Linked DNA regions of Homo sapiens: region 1 is linked to region 2. The links are chromatin loops, found by intact Hi-C in ENCODE. Cell type or tissue: breast epithelium. All regions are shown on one strand. Links, peaks and the distances in the headings refer to the core of each region. The heading gives the core; the rest is flanking DNA. Region 1 overlaps URB2 (URB2 ribosome biogenesis homolog). Region 2 overlaps PGBD5 (piggyBac transposable element derived 5).

Region 1 (8,332 bases), core at 8-8,007, 650 kb before region 2:
AATATGTCCTCATTAGAAACTGTGTTTGCAGAGACACATTAACCCTTTCAGGTTATCAGGGTAGCAATAAATGATCAGCCAAATTCCAGGCCTGTCTGCTGATGCTCTACCACTGCTTTGGTTTTTTTCTACTTCTTAAAAGTAATGGCAAAATACATCTAGTATAAGGTGAATTTTACCAGCTTAACTGTTTTATGTGTGCACTTCAGTAGTAGTATATACATTCTTATATTGTGCAGCCATCACCACCATCTGTTCCCAGAACTGTTCATTACTACTGCTTTTTAGTTTCAGTTACTAGGGTTTCAAACTCTGTTCAGCCCACATTTAGTTGAAACCTGAATGGATGTGGTAAGTGTGAAGAGAACCTGTTCCCCCAGCCTTTTAGGTTGGTTTGATATTAGTCTGAGTCTCTTCTCTGGAAGTTTGGGTGGAGCATCAGATACAGCCAGGTTGGAGCTGGCTGCCACCCACACTCCTGTGCTCCAGATTTTAGGTAACCCTGAACTTCAGGGGAGAAGTGCATCTTTAGGGATGAGGACCAGTTCAACCATTCCAGGGCTGTTAGGAATTAAGTGCATATTGTGCTGTTCTTGACATAAATAAAAAAGGAATCTATTAAATGGCAATCATGAAATCACTTCTGCTCTTGGGTGATATGATGTGATCTAATTACTAGTGTAGGCTTATCAGTGGTCTGTTTTGGTAGTTTCAGAGCCTGCCTGCTGCCTTGCTCTGGGGTGAGATGGGGGTCATAGTGTTATGGTGAACGTAGTTGTCATTGTCCCACAGGGTTGGCATAGCTTCCAAGGTGATTGACGGTGTAGAAGAATTTGACACAATGGGCAGGCAGCTTATCTTCTTATAAGGTTTTTAAATTTAAAGACTCCAGTTTTTTAAAATGCCCCTGGTAAACATGTAAGCATCATTTACTGAACAGCAAAGCCAGCCTTTTGCTTTCATGGAGTTTTATTCCAGGTTTGTGTTTGCTTGAGTTAGCTTCTATTTCCCCAAAATACAAACTTTAAAAATATGAGTATTTAAAGGTTTGACTTAGTAATAAAATTATATTTTAAAAGTGAATGTCGATTTTTTTCTCAATTTGGAGGTCAGTTTGAAATTACTTGTTAGTGCTTCCCAAGGCATTGTTGGCAGGTGGTGCGGCTTGATCTCTGCCCCCAATTGTTCTCACAGAGGTTTGCCTTTTTCCTCAGGTGACCTTATATCCAGCTGTGAAAAGTCTGCTGCAGGAGGGCATTTACCTCATCCTGGACCTCTGCATCGAGCCTGACGTCCAGTTCCTGCGGGCCTCGCTGCAGCCGGGAATGAGAGACATCTTTAAGGAGCTCTATAATGACTATCTCAAGTACCACAAGGCCAAACATGAAGGAGAGAAAAGATATACGGCCTAAGGCTATGGGACAGAAGTGCCGCCAGTGACACTGTCCAGAGGCTTTGGCTGCATGGTCTGAAAGAGCTGGAGAATGAAAGACTTAAGATGTTCTAATTCGTAGTATTGGTATACATAGAAAATCCTTTGGGGTTTATGTAGTATATTTTGATGTATTTTACATCGTGTTTTTCTTACTATTTTTTAATACATAGTTTTATGCAGTAAGTATTGCAATAGAATCCTGAAAATTGACCCTGGGATGAGATTAATTCAATAGAAAAATTGCTGACTCTTGGGACCTTTCTGTGTTTGGTTCTCGTCTTGGCTCAGTGGTTTGGTGTTCCCTCGTCTGCACTGGAAACTACATAAAACTTGGCTTTTTACTTTGGGTACATGGGCGTATAATTCAGCCCTGTTTAAATATACTTGCCTTTCAAATTCTTCAAGTAACATGGGAAGTATTCTTGAAATGTCACATTTTCTGCCTTCCCTCTAAGTATGCTTTCTGAAGAAGTCAGGGAAAGTTAGAGTCTGTGGCCTGAGGTGTCTGCTCTGGGTGGCGATAGTGGGCACCTCAGGCAGGTCGGTGACGTTTAGCACAGGTGCCAGGGCTCCTGCCTGCTCCTCCTGTGTTAGCTCTGTGAAGTTCATTTAGGAATTTTTTTTTCCTATGCAGTTTAAGAAATAATCCTAATTGTTTTTTCTTATTACCTAAGCAATATATTTTTATTATAGCAACCTCAGAAAAGAAAAATAAAAGGATAATTTAAAAAACTCATTCATAGTCTCAGTTACCCAGATAACCTCGGTTGTCACCTTGGAGTATCTTGTTGTAGTCCCTTTACTATGTGTATGTATATAGATGTGCATATAAATATATATAGTAGCTAAATTGGATCATAAATGCATTTTTTTAAAGTTACCTTTTTTCCTGTGTAATATTTTAAGTAACTCTGGGTCAGTGAAAACATTCGACATATATTTTTTTTGGCTGCATAGTAGTCCATTGAGTAGATATTGTTGTTTTATTTAATAAGTACACCATGGTTAGACATAGGTATCTGTCCAAATTCCCTTTTATAGATGGTGCTTGCAGCTGAATTATTTTCAGAAGATGAATTCTCATGAGTTGTATTATTTGTCAGAAAACCACATCATTTTTAAAGGATTTATATAAATATTGCCAAATTGCCCCCTAGAATATTACTAATTTATTTTCCTACTAGTGAGTCAACTTTAATATTATTGATTTTTGTTTCTTTATGCTTCCTTGATAGGAGAGAGATGTTATTCTGTTTTGAATTTCTTTAATTACTAAGAGATTATACATTTTTCACATTTACCATTTTTATTTCTTATGTAAATTATGTTTATATAATTATCTTTCTTCTGTAATAGCACATTTCTCAATTGGGATATTTACCATTTTTCTTATTCACTGTCTTTGGGGGAATCATGTTGGAATTCCCTTTTTAATTAGTTCAAAATGCAGACTTTTGAAGTTATTTGAAGGATCATCCTTAAGCAAAGGCTTTTTTTTTTTAACACTGTATTTTCAAGCAGATGTGATTGGAGCAGACAATATAAAATGAATGTCTTTGATACCTAAGAGAAATGGCCCTTGTTTTACGCCCCACATTTGATTTTATTTCCTGTGCTATCTTGTGGGGGCTGGGGGACAGTCCTGCCTTACGCACTGCACATGTCATCTGTTCCCTTCCCTTCCTCATCTAGACTGTGTGTGCAGAGGGCCTTTCGAAGCTCTGGCCACCAGAAATGTCTTCGGCTGGTCTGGCATCCTTTCGCTTAATGCTTTGTGTTGACAGAATTTTGTTTCTGTAGTAAACTCCCTGCAGGAGCCTCGAAGAGAGTCTGGTGGCGCCATTTCTTGTTCACAATTGGAGATGGGTGTTGGTGTGAGCGGGCGACCTTTCAAGGACACGAGCTGTAAACAAGCGGGAGCTAAAACACGGTCTTAGGTTTGCCTCTGGTTCAAGTGCCCAGACCGGAAGCTAACTGTCTCCAAGGCCTTCATGGAGCCATGGCTAGTTTTTCCTGTGCTGAAAGTTCTGAAGGCCAGAGGTGAGGGGACCATCCTTTCCCCCTGCCTTGGGAATGCTGGGTGAGCTGACGAACGTGGAGCAGTTCATCAGGCGTCCTGGTGGTGGCACTGCAGGGCCTTTCGAAGGGAGTTGGCAGCGGCTGCCAGGTAGTCAGCCTTGAAGGAAGGGAAGGACGAAGAGAAGGCTGGGACTCCACCTCCTCCCTGCACAGCTCTGAAGGGCTCTCTGCTGTGTTCCCATTTCTGGGGAAGCAGTCACAGGTTCCTCACAGTCATTTCTATTTGAACTCTAAACGCTCCTCAGCAAAGAATTTGTTTTAACTCCATTTTGCTGATTCATAGGGTAGAAGAAACATGTTTCTGGCTGGCAAATATGGAGGCTCTGTTGTTCATTTTTATCCTGTTAGAATAGACCTCACAAGCAAAGAGAGTTGGCCCAGCCAGCTCTCCACATGGCAGAGTTGGGGACTCAGCTTGGGGAACGGCAAAATGCTGGGCTTCAGAGAGACTGTCCCCACTGGACTTGCTGTGGCTCCAGACCCCCATCACCTGACAGATGTGCATGAATCACCTGTCTGTACCAGGCACGGAGACATGGCCCTGGTCCTCAGGGAGCTTTCTAGTAGAGGACATTGACAATGAGCCAGGAAACAAATAGGCCAGGGGGTGATCGCGGGGTTGGCAGCAAAGCAGACAAGTTCAGTGGCTGGAGAAAGAGGTGATATTTGAACTGAGACCTGCCTGGGTGGTGAGAGGCGCCCCTGGAAGGGCCTGGGGTGCTGATCCTTAATGCCTGCACTGAATCCATGTGGCAGCCTGGTTTTGGCTGAGGGCGGACACCTGAAGGGAGGGGTGGGCGTAAGGGGAGTTGGGTGAGAGAAGGCTCAGCGGGGTGACTTTGCCTGGGATGTTGCCTTGGGCGGTCCTGGACAGTAGTACATCAGGGGGCCCCCAATGGCACAGACAACACACAGCCCCGTTCTCGACCTTGCCCTGCTTGTGGACCACAGTGGGTGGGTCTCCTTCACAGCCTGTCTTCTGCAGCTTCCCGGACTCAGCCTCCTACAGTAGCTGTGGAAACTGCCCAATGTTAAGGAGTGATGTGAAGTCTCCAGAAAAAAAGACAGCAAAGAGGGGGTGTCTACTTGAAGGGATTTGGGGGAGTTTTTTTTTTTTTCGGTTTCTCTTTTTCATTTTTCTTTGGAGACAGGGTCTCGCTCTATTGCCTAGGCTGGAGTGCAGTGGTGCAATCCTAGCTCACTGCACCCTCCAACTCCTGGGCTCAAGCGATCCTCTTGTCTCAGCTTCCCAAGTAGTTGGGACTACAGGTGCACACCACCACAACCAGCTAATTTTTAAGTTTTTAGTAGAGATAGTCTCACTATGTTGCCCAGGCTGGTCTGGGACTCCTGGCCTCAAGCAGTCCTCCCTTCCTTGGCCTCCCAAAGTGCTGGGATTACAGGTGTTAGCCCCCGCACCTGGCCCTGGTTTCTCATAACTCATAGAGGTAACTTTGATTTATTGCCGGCATGCCAGGCTATAGCCTGAATTCTTTTGTCTAATAAGCTCATACGTTTCTGCTTTATGTCTCATAAAAGCCGCTGTAGAGGCAGCAGCAGTGTCGTTTTTGATTCCTCATTCCCTTGTGCAACTTCTGAACACTCTCCTTTTTTTTTAAATTTTACTTTGTCGTTTACCTTTTCCATCTCTTCCAGCAGACAAGTTCAGTGGCTGGAGGGAGAGGTGATATTCACCCTTTCCCCCTCAGCCTGTATGTCTCTCGTGTCTCTCTAATGGATGTTACTTCTGTTGCCCTGTGCTTTCTTGTCCCCACGTCCTTCCAACACCATTCTGCCATCCCCACTCACTGACTTCTCTGCCCTCCCTCCCTGGTGTGTCTGGGCCACCTCTCTCAATCACTCCTGCTTGCTGGTGACCTCTCTTCTTTCCCAGTCTTCCCTCTTGTTTCCTGCTGATATTTTTTGTAGCCTCATGTCCACACTGGGGACCCTTCTGAAATGTCCTGACCCCACATTCCCAGGACTGCCACCCCTGCCCATCTGCCATCGCTGATGTGAGAACTCACACTTGAGCCTCCTTGTTGGACTCTTCTTGGCTTCCCTTGCTCCTTTTTTTTAAGAGGCTGGAGTACAGTGGTGTGATCCTAGCTCACTGCAGCCTCCAACTCCTGGGCTGAAGTGCTCCTCCCATGTCAGCCTCCCAAGTAGCTAGGACTACAGGTGCATGCCACCACGCCTCGCTAATCTTTTTTAAGTAGAGATGGGATTTCGCTCTTGCCCTGGCTGGAATTGAACTCCTGGGCTCAGGTGATCCTCTTGCCTTGGCCTCCAAAGTGCTGGGATTACAGGTGTAAGCCACCGTGCCTGGCCCAATGAGCCTGTTTGTAATGTCCTTTCTTTGGCCTGCCCTGTTGTCCCTCTACCCAGCTTGTTCCCCGTTGCCACCATGACCACTGTGCCTCACTGGCATCCCTAGGTCTGTCACCTCCTTCCTCGTCTTTGGAGTTCCCTGATTGTCCTGCCCTACCCTTAACTCCAGAGCCAGCTCTGTTGAGGGAGAAAGGAATGGAGTCATGGGGATTGATTCTCTACAAAATCCTGTTCTCTCTCTTCTGCTGGGGTCACCTATTGGGAGGAAGATCTCTTTTTTCATCAGAGGGAGAAACATCCATGAGGCAGCATAGCTTTGGGATGTTAGGAGCTTGTGGAGACTGGATTGTTACAATGGTTTTAATGTGAAGTTCTGGTTGATCGTAGAACATAAATATTTGGATGAGAGGAAGGAAGAGGTTTGTGAAATGCTCCAGAAAGAACACAACTAGTAGTAGTGGGAGTGGTTTTTCATTACAAAGGAGGATTGAGGGGATGTGACTCAGTAGACCAGGCTCAACGGAGGTGAAAGTGTGCTGGGGCCTGGGGCGAGAAACACACTCAGAAAAATGAGGCCACGGGAAATCCCAGCAGTAACGCCTGGCCGGCTGCCAAGGTGGTGATAAAGAAGCACCCACAGAAACACAAATCAGTGCACGGCCCTGCGTCTTCCTGTACCTTAATGTCATGCTAGAGGGCATGGCCAACTGTTTCCCAACTATGGCCATTTCAAAGACTCAGAATGGCTGTTCTTGTGGGGACAGATGTGGGTGCCGGTGCCATTCAGTGTCTGGTATTCTCTGACTTGGCATGCAGCCTGCACTGGTATTTTCTCTAAGCCCTCTTTGAGCTTTATAACAGATTAAATCAGGCACACAATCTCTTCCCATCTAACCATAGCCCTCTGTCTCTCGAGTCTCTGCTATCACTTTCCCTGCTGTTTATAGACACACACAGAATACTCTTAATTTATCTTCAGTCTCGATCCTGTTATCCTCTCACATTTCCATCAGCCTTTTCTCTTGACTACCCAACAATTATAAGGAGTCTACCTTTGCTCCTTGGTCATCCTTCCCATCAAAACTGCCCTCTGAAAGACACCTGGCTTCACGAATGTGTGGTAGGTCCTTGACCATCGCTGGACACCCTTGGCTGGTCGGACCCCCCGCTGGCTCTCTGCATCCTCTAGGGCCTCGACTATCTCTGATGCTCTTGGTTACCTTTTTCTCTCCCTTCCCCTAAAATACTGGTGTCCTCAAGGATTAATCCTTGACAATTCTCTCTAGACCTTCTAACTTTCCTGACCTTCCACTCCCTGATGTCACCATTGCCTCTGGGCAAGTCCTTTTCAAACTTGCCAATTTCTGCTCATTGAATTGAGTTGAAAATCTGGAAGACATAACCAATTCCTCACTCTCCTTCAGTCCCAGCTCTCACTAGCATCTTCCCTCTTTTCTCTTACTGCCTGTGGTCACTCATCCTAGAGATTGTTTCTAAATAGTCCTAGTGGTTGTCCCTCCATCTTCCTTCAAACCTCCAAAGAGTCTCCTTTCAAAAAACAAATTTCTTTTTTTTTTTTTTTTTGAGACAGGGTCTTGCTCTGTTGCCCAGGATGGGTTACAGTGGCATGATCTTGGCTCACTGCAGCCTCTGCCTCCCAGGTTCAAGCGATTCTCCCACCTCAGCCTCCTGAGTAGCTGGAACTATAGGTGCGTGCCACCATGCTTGGCTAATTTTTATATTTTTTTGGTAGAGACGGGGTTTCACCATGGTGGCCAGGCTGGTCTTGAACTCCTGACCTCAGGTGATCCACCATCCTTGGACTCCCAAAGTGCTGGGATTACAGGCATGAGCCACCACGCCTGGCCTTATGATGACTTTTGGAAACTCCATCTAAAATCCCACCCACCTGCCTTGACCATCCTGTCCCCTTTTTCCCTGCTTCATTACTTTTTCCTCAGTATGTGTTGCTCTCCAATTTACTAGGTGTTTTGCTTATGCATGTTGTCTGGTGTCTTTTTTCCCAGTAGAAGTTAAACTCCGCATATGCAGGGATCCTGTTTGTGCTACTCACAGCTTGAGTATGGACCCGAAATGGGCACCTGGCACATAGTAGGTGCTCAATTAATACTTGTTGGATGAAGAATGCCCTGGGAATACTGGTCTTCCAGCAGAGTAGAACAATTTGAAAACTGCGCTCCACCCGCCTGTCTCCATAAATGTCAATGAATGCGTCTTTGTAGAATAAATATTTGAATTAAATTTTCCATGCACTATGTGTGGCTGCGTGGCCTGACTGTACAGAGGCTGCAGTTTACCACAGCAAAGTGTTGCTGATGCTTCCTATTACAATGCGTCATTGTTTCACTAAACACCCACAGCTTAGGTTTTCAGAAAATCTGGAAATGTGACATTAGCTTCCTGATTGTCTCAATTTCCAGATGCATTCATCCCTAATCCAGCAAATGTCAGGAGGGCTGCTTTATA
Region 2 (8,332 bases), core at 265-8,264:
TCACAAACAAGTCAATGCTTTTACAGTAAACATCCCTTAGTTTACTGAGAAAGAAAAATTTAAAGTCTGGGGCAAGGACACTTAAGCTTAAACAGTTGCAGGTTGATGGAACCTTTGTAACTGATGAAATCTATGGACTTCTTGCCAGAAAGAAAAAGAAAGTCACATATACATACACAAAACAATATTTTCCTTACAAGTGGAGCCCTGAATTCCTGCCCTACAGAAGAAATAATGATTTTCCTGCCCATGAGGCCCTTCAGCACTGGGGCTTAATCCACTTTTTTGACTCGTATCCAACTACTCCCCCCACCACCCAACCCCATTCATTCATTGGCTCCCTCCCAACACCTTAGCTCACTCCCTGTCTATGTCGAAGGCCTTCCCTCCCTCCACTTTCCTGGCTGGCTCAGCTTCCCTCAAGTCCTAGTTGTCTTCTGGTCACCCCCCTGGAACTCACCGCAGCACACTCTAGCCAATCATTTCTGCCTCTGCCTGGGTCTTACTGGTCACGGCATGCTGGCATTCAGGAAATAGTTAAAGCTGCTTCTTCCTTGAATGACTAACCAGGTGAATGAAAATGAATGACAGCAAGCAACTAATTGTCATTAAACAGTTAATAGAAGAAAGTTCATCTATGTTACCTTTGGGGATAGTTTTAAATAAGAGAGGCTTAGAGAGTGAAAGCAGAGAGGATCTAAGGTTGGGGCAGTGGTGGTAAGTGTCTCTTTTGGGTAGAGAGGATGCTCAGGGTCCTTCAGATCCCATCAGGGGAAGCAGTGCCTGCTGCCTGGGGTTCCTTCCAGCAGGCACTTGATCACAATGTCAATCAAGTCTACTGTCTGCAGGAGCAAAGGAAGAATCCATTATTTGTAACTCACCCCTCCTGTGGGAGCCAATCCTCAGATAATGCAGAAGCCCTGAGGGGTCCCTCTATCTGGGCTGCTATTTCTTGGCAAGATTCACCTGGACCATTCTGGAAAGAATGCTGTTTGCCCTCGTACCAAAAAAACATTCAGAAAGAAAGATGCACCATCCTCCCTGCAAAGTCCTCTTGGGCTAACCACCCTGGGGCCTGTTCCTCGCTCTGTCTGCCTGGCGTTTAGACCTGTGCAAAGGCAGAAGAACCTTGTGATTTACTTGCAAGAGCCAAGCAGTGACTGGAGGAGTCTAACATCCTGCTCAGTGGCCAGCTGCCAGGTGGCCAGCAGCCAGGTCGTGTTTCCTGATGTCCACTCCCTATTGTGGTACAGTCTTAGTCATCACACCTAGTCAAAGCCTTCTGGTCTGACTTGGAGGCAGTGCCTCCTGGATAATCACTCGGACGCAGACAGTCAGCTTTGGGCCCGCTGGGTGTGCTGTACCCCTCTCCCGAATATCTAGCGAATTCTCAGCTCCTACTCTTGAACCAGGAGATTTGCAGGCATTAGTGAATCACTAAGTAGCAAGTGTTCCTTATTACCAAAAGGAAGGATGGACCCTCCACAAAGAGGGGCAGCTGGTGGCACACACAGATTTAAGAGGAGAGGGATTTCTTAAGGTTTAAGTGATCTTGAACCCTGCAGGGCTAGGGGTGGGGAGGCGGGAGGAAGGAGGGATCCAGGACTGGCTCCCGAAATCTACTCTGCACCTCCCAGCAATCCCAGGCCCTAGAGGAGGTGCTTTCAGTGAGGACTCTAGTACCTGGGTACTCCAGTTCCTGATGTCTCACAAGGACCCTGGGAAGAAAGCTAGGCAGGTATTCTTAGGCCCACTGTATAGCAGGGGAAATGAGGCCCAGAAAGGCTGTTGACTCCTTTAGGGTGCAGAGCATGTGCGGTGAGGCTGAACCTGAACTCAGGGCTACAGATGCAGTCTTGAGCGTGCCACCTGCACGCCCAGGTCGTCCAGGTATCAAAAGGCAAGTGCGAAACCCTCGGGGCACCACGAAACACTGGGAGTCAGCACTGTGGCTTGACAAGGCCCCAGGCCGCCTGTGCTCCGTGCCCCATGGTTTCTTGGGCATGGCCAGAGTCACCAGAAGCGGTGCGGGTCCTCGGAGAGCCCTGCAGCCCCCAGCCCGGCTTTGCTTCTCGCCATCTCACAGCAGTCTGTGGGTGCCGCCAGTCTCCCGCACATGCCACCACATTGGCCAAGGAAAGGCTCGCAAGTGAGACATGAATTCCCCAATTAAGCTTGCTGGAATTGTGCCCCAAAATAAAGAAATTAATTAAAGTCTTTTTGCCAGCATCAACTGGGCCGGAGGTGGGCTTGGACGCCCCATCTTGGAGCTCACGCCTCCTTCTGAGAGCGCATCCTTAGCTCCCTGGCATCTTGTGCATTGGAGGCAATAAAGGTCCAAGGCAGGGAAGACCTCAGAAGCTTGGGTGGCTCCACTGTGTCCCTGCTGCCTGTTGGTGACCCACAGCGTCCTATGGGTCAGGGGAAGGCTAAGCTGTCCCGGGTCAGGAGGCACAACCTCCTTACCACCTTGACTGTGTCCCTGCAAGTTAACCAATGACACAGAACAATCCAGATGTTTGTTGGGTGTAGTGGCGGGAAGAGCCATTTGCTCCTAGATATTTTCCAAAAGAGAGACGAGTCACGTGGTCTGGGAGACGGTGTGATGCTGAGGAAACATGGGAGTTTTGGGTTCAAATACTTCTGGGTTCAAATCCTGACCGTCCTTTACTTAGGGAGGCGTGAGCGTGTTTGAGCGTCACTATTCTCATTTGTAAAATGGAGAGGAAGGCATAAGGGGTGAGAGACAGGGCTGCCCAGAAACCTTGCTCTAGGCCAGAGGTCCTCAACCTAGGCCTCGGGTGGAACCCAGGCACCCGCAGTGATTCCAACATAGAACAGCTGTGGACCAGACTGTGGTGGGTCCTCGGAGTCACCTGGCAGTCCCTCTTGTCAGACCTTGCTCCAATCTGGCCTCTCAGGGAGCGTGGCTACACCAGCCTGCTGCTCCCCACTCCCCGACACTCCCCAAATCCTGCTCTATGTTTTCCTTTTCCGTAACACTCGGTGTCCTTTAAAAGATTCTGCTGAGGCCGGGTGTGGTGGCATACGCCTATAATCCTAGCACTTTGGGAGGCCAAGGCGGGTGGATCACCTGAAGTCAGGAATTCGAGACCAGCTTGGTGAACATGGTGAAACCCTGTCTCTACTAAATATACAAAAATTAGCCAGGCGTGGTGGCACGTGCCTGTAATCCCAGCTACTCAGGAAGCTGAGGCAGGAGAATCCAGGAAGCTGAGGCAGGAGAATCACTTGAACCCGGGAGGTGGAGGTTGCAGTAAGTCGATATCGCGCCATTGCACTCCACCTGGGGGGACAAGAGCGAAACTGTCTTGAAAAAAAAAAAGATTCTGTGACCCTTTTTGTGTTTATGGTGCTCTCTCCTCCTGTGGAACGTAAGCTCCATGAAGGCAGGGGCCTCTGTGTTGGTGACTGTCCCCAGAAGTGCCCGGCCCCTAACAAGTACTGGTAAACACTGGCTGGAAGCCGAAATGTGGAATCAGCAAGCCCCTTTTCCATTCCTGTCCCCATCACTTTACGGTGCTATAGTCTCCATGACTTTGCTTATTGTTCTCTCCCCTTGCTCTGGACCAGCAGAGACCTCGTCTGTCTTATTTAGGGCAGTGTCCACAGTGCCTGGAACACTGTCCACTCCAAACTCCGAAGGCATTTGTTGAACGAATGCGCTATTGTGTGCAGGGGACGGAGGCTCATAAGGTGTCCTCTGCTGCCCTCTGCTGGGCAGCCATGGGAAAGGCTTCATCTCAAAGAAGGTGGACAGTCCGAAAAGGGGGAGGGTGAAAATTTGGTTTGGGAGCAGGTTGTTAATTACATATTTTTCGTTTTAACTCTGTTAAAATCAGACAAATCTGCCTACACCTTCCCACTCTCCTAGGCCCTTCTTCATTCCATCCATGCCAGGACAACAATCCTGGATTTTTATTTTTATTTTTTTTAATTAAGATAATTTTTAATTGATATCTAATAGATGTACATATAGTTTCAGGGCATCCTGGATTTTGAAGTATTCCATCCTGTTAACTCCATGAACACACTTATTCTCGCAGGCACTGGCTCTCCTTTTTGGGGTTGGACTCCCCTCTCCTGGTCTCTCGACGTTTGCTTTGCTGGAGGGTGAGTGTGAACAGAGCCGCTACCAGCATTGGGCCTCACTCAGGCCGCATAAGGTCAGACTGCTGCTAAGGGTTGGGGCGACTCAGGGAAGGACAGCTCTCCATCTTTTTCTAGTTCCTGGGACTGAGGAGAGTGTGAGAGGGGGACAGAGAGGGTGAATCAGCCACAGCCTAACTGGGAAATGCTTGGCACAGAAAAATCTCGTGTCCAGTTACCTTTGGCTTCTTCGGGATCGAGAGCCTCCTCCCTCCAGACTGGTTACTGTTCCTTTAGGCAGGTTTCTTTTTTAATTTTTAAGTTTTAGAGGCAGGGTCTCACTGTGTCTTATCTAGGCTGGAGTGCAGTGGCGTGACCATAGCTCACTGCAGCCTCGACTACCTGGGCTAAAGTGATCCTCTTGCTCCAGCCTCCCCAGGAATTGGAACCAGAAATTTTTAATGTGTATAGACTTCACATTCTCTTGCCTGGTACTGTCAGGGTGGTTTAACCTGGGCAGAATTTTCAGACTCATGTCTATTGGCCCAAGATCCTCCCAGTGACAAATCCCTGAGCTTTTTGGCTCTAAATCAGCTAGTGTCACGTGGGTTTGTTCCAAAAAACGAGTCTACTCATTCTGTAGAATAACATCCACACCTGACCTCTCTCTGGCCATGTCAGTCTCCCATAGCAATTACTTTTAAAATATTCTGCCCCAGAGACAGAACATGATTCATGTATCCCCATTTGTGGTTGGGAAAATACGGGCTTCATTCCTTGATTAATTTTTACATACTATTATCACTCTGGCCACATGAGATATTGCGTTTGTGTCTCTCCCACTATTTGACAGCCCTTGATGGCAAAGACTGTCCTTGCTTATACCCTTAGTGTTTAGCATAGTGCCTACTGATTTGGAAGAGCTCAATTAAAGTGTTTTGAATGAATGACTTAGTCCACTTGCCCTGTACTATTCTTCTGCTCAAACTAGAACATGTTTGTCTTTTTTTGTGTGTATTCCTGTGCATGTCCCCAAAGGCCCACAGCCCTGGGAGATGGTTCTGTTTTTTTGTTTGTTTGTTTTTGTTGTTGTTGTTATTGTTTCAAACAAACAGCGTCTTGTTTGGGCTAAAGTGATCCTGGGCTAAAGTGATCCTTCAGCCCAAGCTGAAGTGCAGTGGTGCAATCAGTGCTCACTGCAGCCTTGAATTTCTGGGCTTGAGCGATCCTCTGCCTCAGCCTCCCAAGTAACTGGGACTGCAGGCTGCAGGTGCATGCCACCATGCCCAGCTAATTTTTTTTTTTTTTTTTTTTTTGGAGACGAAGTCTTGCTCTGTCACCCAGGCTGGAGTGCAATGGCGCTATCTCGGCTCACTGCAACCTTTACGTCCCGGCTGCAAGTGATTCTCCTGCCTCAGCCTCCCTAGTAGCTGGGATTACAGGCGTGTGCCACCAAGCCCAGCTAATTTTTGTATTTTTAGTAGAGACAGGGTTTTGCCATGTTGGCCACGTTGGTCTTGAACTCCTGACCTCAAGCAATCCACCCACCTCAGACTCCCAAAGTGCTGGGATTACAGGTGTGAGCCACAGCACCCAGCCCAGCTAAATTTTTAAATTCTATTTCTCAGAGACAGGGTCTCACTATGTTTCCCAGGTTGGTTTGGAACTCCTGGCCCCATGTGATCCTCTTGCCTTGGCTTCCCAAAGTGCTGGGATTATAGGCATGAGCTACTGCGCCCCAGCACCACTGGGAGATGTGATCAGCATTCAGTCAATGTGGCAGGGAAGGCTGGGCCCTGGGATCAGTAAACTAAATCCCATTATCCTATTCATCTATAAACGGTCTTTTGAATCCTCCTTGTTGGAGTTTTTCCTCGTTATGGATGTCTCTACCCTCAAAATGTCTTGGATACAAAAGGTTATGTCCTCACCCTACTACCGTTGAGAGGGGAAGGTCCCTGTGCACCGTGGGAACCCTGAGGCTGGAGAACCTGTATGCCAGGTGATGGGCTAGGGGACGGGCATCCAGAGGGGGACATCTGGGGACATGGATTATCTGTGCTCAGCAAAGGAATGTGGGGGAGGGGAAGAGGAGAAGGGAAGAAGAGAGGGAGGAAGAGGAGGGAGGGAGAAAGAGAAGGAATAGATATTTGTAAAGGACAGAGTCAGAGGCCATGAAATGTGGAAAAGAAAATGAGGGGAAATCATATAAAAGATAGTGGTAAAGGGAAGGCTCTGATTTTATAAAATAAATCATTACATCAGGGATAAACACAACAAAAGTAAAGGTAAATTTAGTGCTTACTAAAGGGTCTGCAAAGATTTGAAATCGTTAACATTTTAAGAGTGTTTGAAAATTATTTTTGGCTTGTAGAAAAACAAGGCATGTTTGTTATAATGTGCTGTAAAAACACTTGAATTCCTATGTTAGATGGAGAAGCACAAGCTTCTCAAAATCTTCTCTGTTTTGTAGATATGGGGTCTCACTATGTTGCCCAGGCTGGTCTCAAGCTCCTGGCCTCAAGCGGTCCTCCTGCCTTGGCCTCCTAAACTGCTGGGATTGCAGCTGTGAGCCACTGTGCTCAGCCCTCAAAATCATTTGTGATTAAAAAAAAAAACAACCTTGGAAAGTGGGATCCGTCATCTCATTTTATACAGAGATTTTCTACGGTAAGAAAAACAATGTCCACATTGTGACTGTCAGGATAACGCTGCTAAAGCCAATATCGTGCCCTTTTTGTTTTCGTTTTGAACTGCAATCATGAAAGCATCTGACTGGGTGGTATTTGCTGGCAGAGCTGGGGACATGGTGATCGTCCACAGTCACGAGCGGGCAGTTGCAGCTCTCCTGGGGTCCTTGGCATTCTGCACACACCAGTGCTCTTGAACATTGCTTCCTCCTGTTCCAGCTTCTGACAAGAGCGCTCACCCCAGATTCTGGAACCTTTTGAGGAGTGCGAGGAGAATGGTGGAGGCCCTTAGGGCTGTGGTAATAACAGCAGCCAATACAGGCTGCAGCTACAGGCTGCAGAATCCAGTCTGACGGTGGAGGGAAGATGGAAGGGGAGACGAGGAAGACCGCTTTGGGGATCCCCTTGACTTTTCCCAGGATCGGGGGCAGGGTTGAGGAAGCTAAGGTGTTAGCACAGGCCTGAACCCCCTGAAGACCCCCCTGCCCTGTCATTCCCTCTTCATCTTCCAGAGAGCCCGGCGGTGGGTTTCTCAGGCCTGGCCGACCTCCCTTGCTATTCATTTCCAGCAACAGACCCCATCATACTTTCATGAGCGTCCTGTCCTGTATCCTCCCTCCCTCATCAGCCACCCACAAAGAAAAACCACCAGAGAGAAGCAAACAGATGTATTTGACTGTATTTCAAAGGCAGTGACTGTAAACAAACTTGGTTGAAGAAATAAGAACCACATGACAAAATGCTTGAATTAAATCTTTTTTTTTTTTTTTTTTTTTTTTGCCACATTTCACATTTGAGAACCCAGAATTCAGCTCCTGTTATACAAAATTTGTAAAAATTTATTGCCTTGGCGTAAAGTGACAATCATGCCTTGGCGTAAAGTGAAAATCTTCACAGAAGGGTATGCTTTGTGTCACCAAATGGGGGTGCAGCTGTGTGATATCTGTGCAGTTTGTGATAAAATTAAAAATTTTCTGTGAAAGATTCTTAACTGGAAATTGGAAGGGAAAACAAGAAGAAACAATGTAATGTAGCAGTGGAAACAAAATTCTCACAATGAATAGCAGTCTTTCCAGCTTCTTTGACACGGATTTCCTCATCATCAATGGCGGCTCTCCTGAACTAGGGATGAGTGTGAATCTCCATTTGAGGAAGGGGAAGAAGAGCTTGGAGGGTGACAGCCTCCCCCTGAGAGAGCCAGTTGTGTTCATGATTTTGGTTCCTTCTTCCTCCTAATTAAGCATCTGCCCAGGAGCCCAGGAGCCAGGGCTTAGCTTCCTGGCTATTTTCAACTCTTCTTAGTGAAGACCAGCATTGCCAGCCCACTGACCCCAGTAGGGTCACCCCTGCCCACTGAGAACCAGCCACCCCCTCACCCCCCACCAGAGTTCCCTGAAGGAACCAGCTGCCTCTAGTGGGAGACAGAGTAAAGGCAGAGGGGCCCCTCCTTTCTCAGGTGCCCTGTGCTAGTGTTGGGCAGCTCTAAGGTTGGAAACTGCTTTCCCCACTGAGCTGAAGGCTGCCTCCTGGGA

The links. Hi-C counts contacts between places; a loop is a spot of excess contacts. Peaks named below come from ENCODE experiments on the same cell type or tissue, not always from the same donor. Only the 100,000 strongest peaks of a DNase experiment are listed, where the experiment ranks them.
Region 1: it touches region 2 in a loop (4-fold over the local background); 104 of 110 quality-filtered maps call a loop at or near these places.

Annotation. Positions count from the first base shown.
Region 1 is chr1:229,657,886-229,666,217 of GRCh38, forward strand. It overlaps URB2 (URB2 ribosome biogenesis homolog), which reads left to right. Exons shown (of 10, transcript NM_014777.4): 10 at 1,215-2,315. The coding sequence ends at 1,412. Among named protein-coding and RNA genes, the nearest start is that of URB2, 36 kb to the left of the region's middle. In breast epithelium, for the core only: a CTCF peak has its summit at 3,545; a DNase peak (open chromatin) is centred at 3,576.
Region 2 is chr1:230,307,027-230,315,358 of GRCh38, forward strand. PGBD5 (piggyBac transposable element derived 5) reads right to left here. Exons shown (of 7, transcript NM_001258311.2): 7 at 7,464-8,332. It also overlaps the pseudogene LOC124904587. Among named protein-coding and RNA genes, the nearest start is that of PGBD5, 120 kb to the right of the region's middle. In breast epithelium, for the core only: a CTCF peak has its summit at 3,731 (motif pointing left); DNase peaks (open chromatin) are centred at 1,195 and 3,715.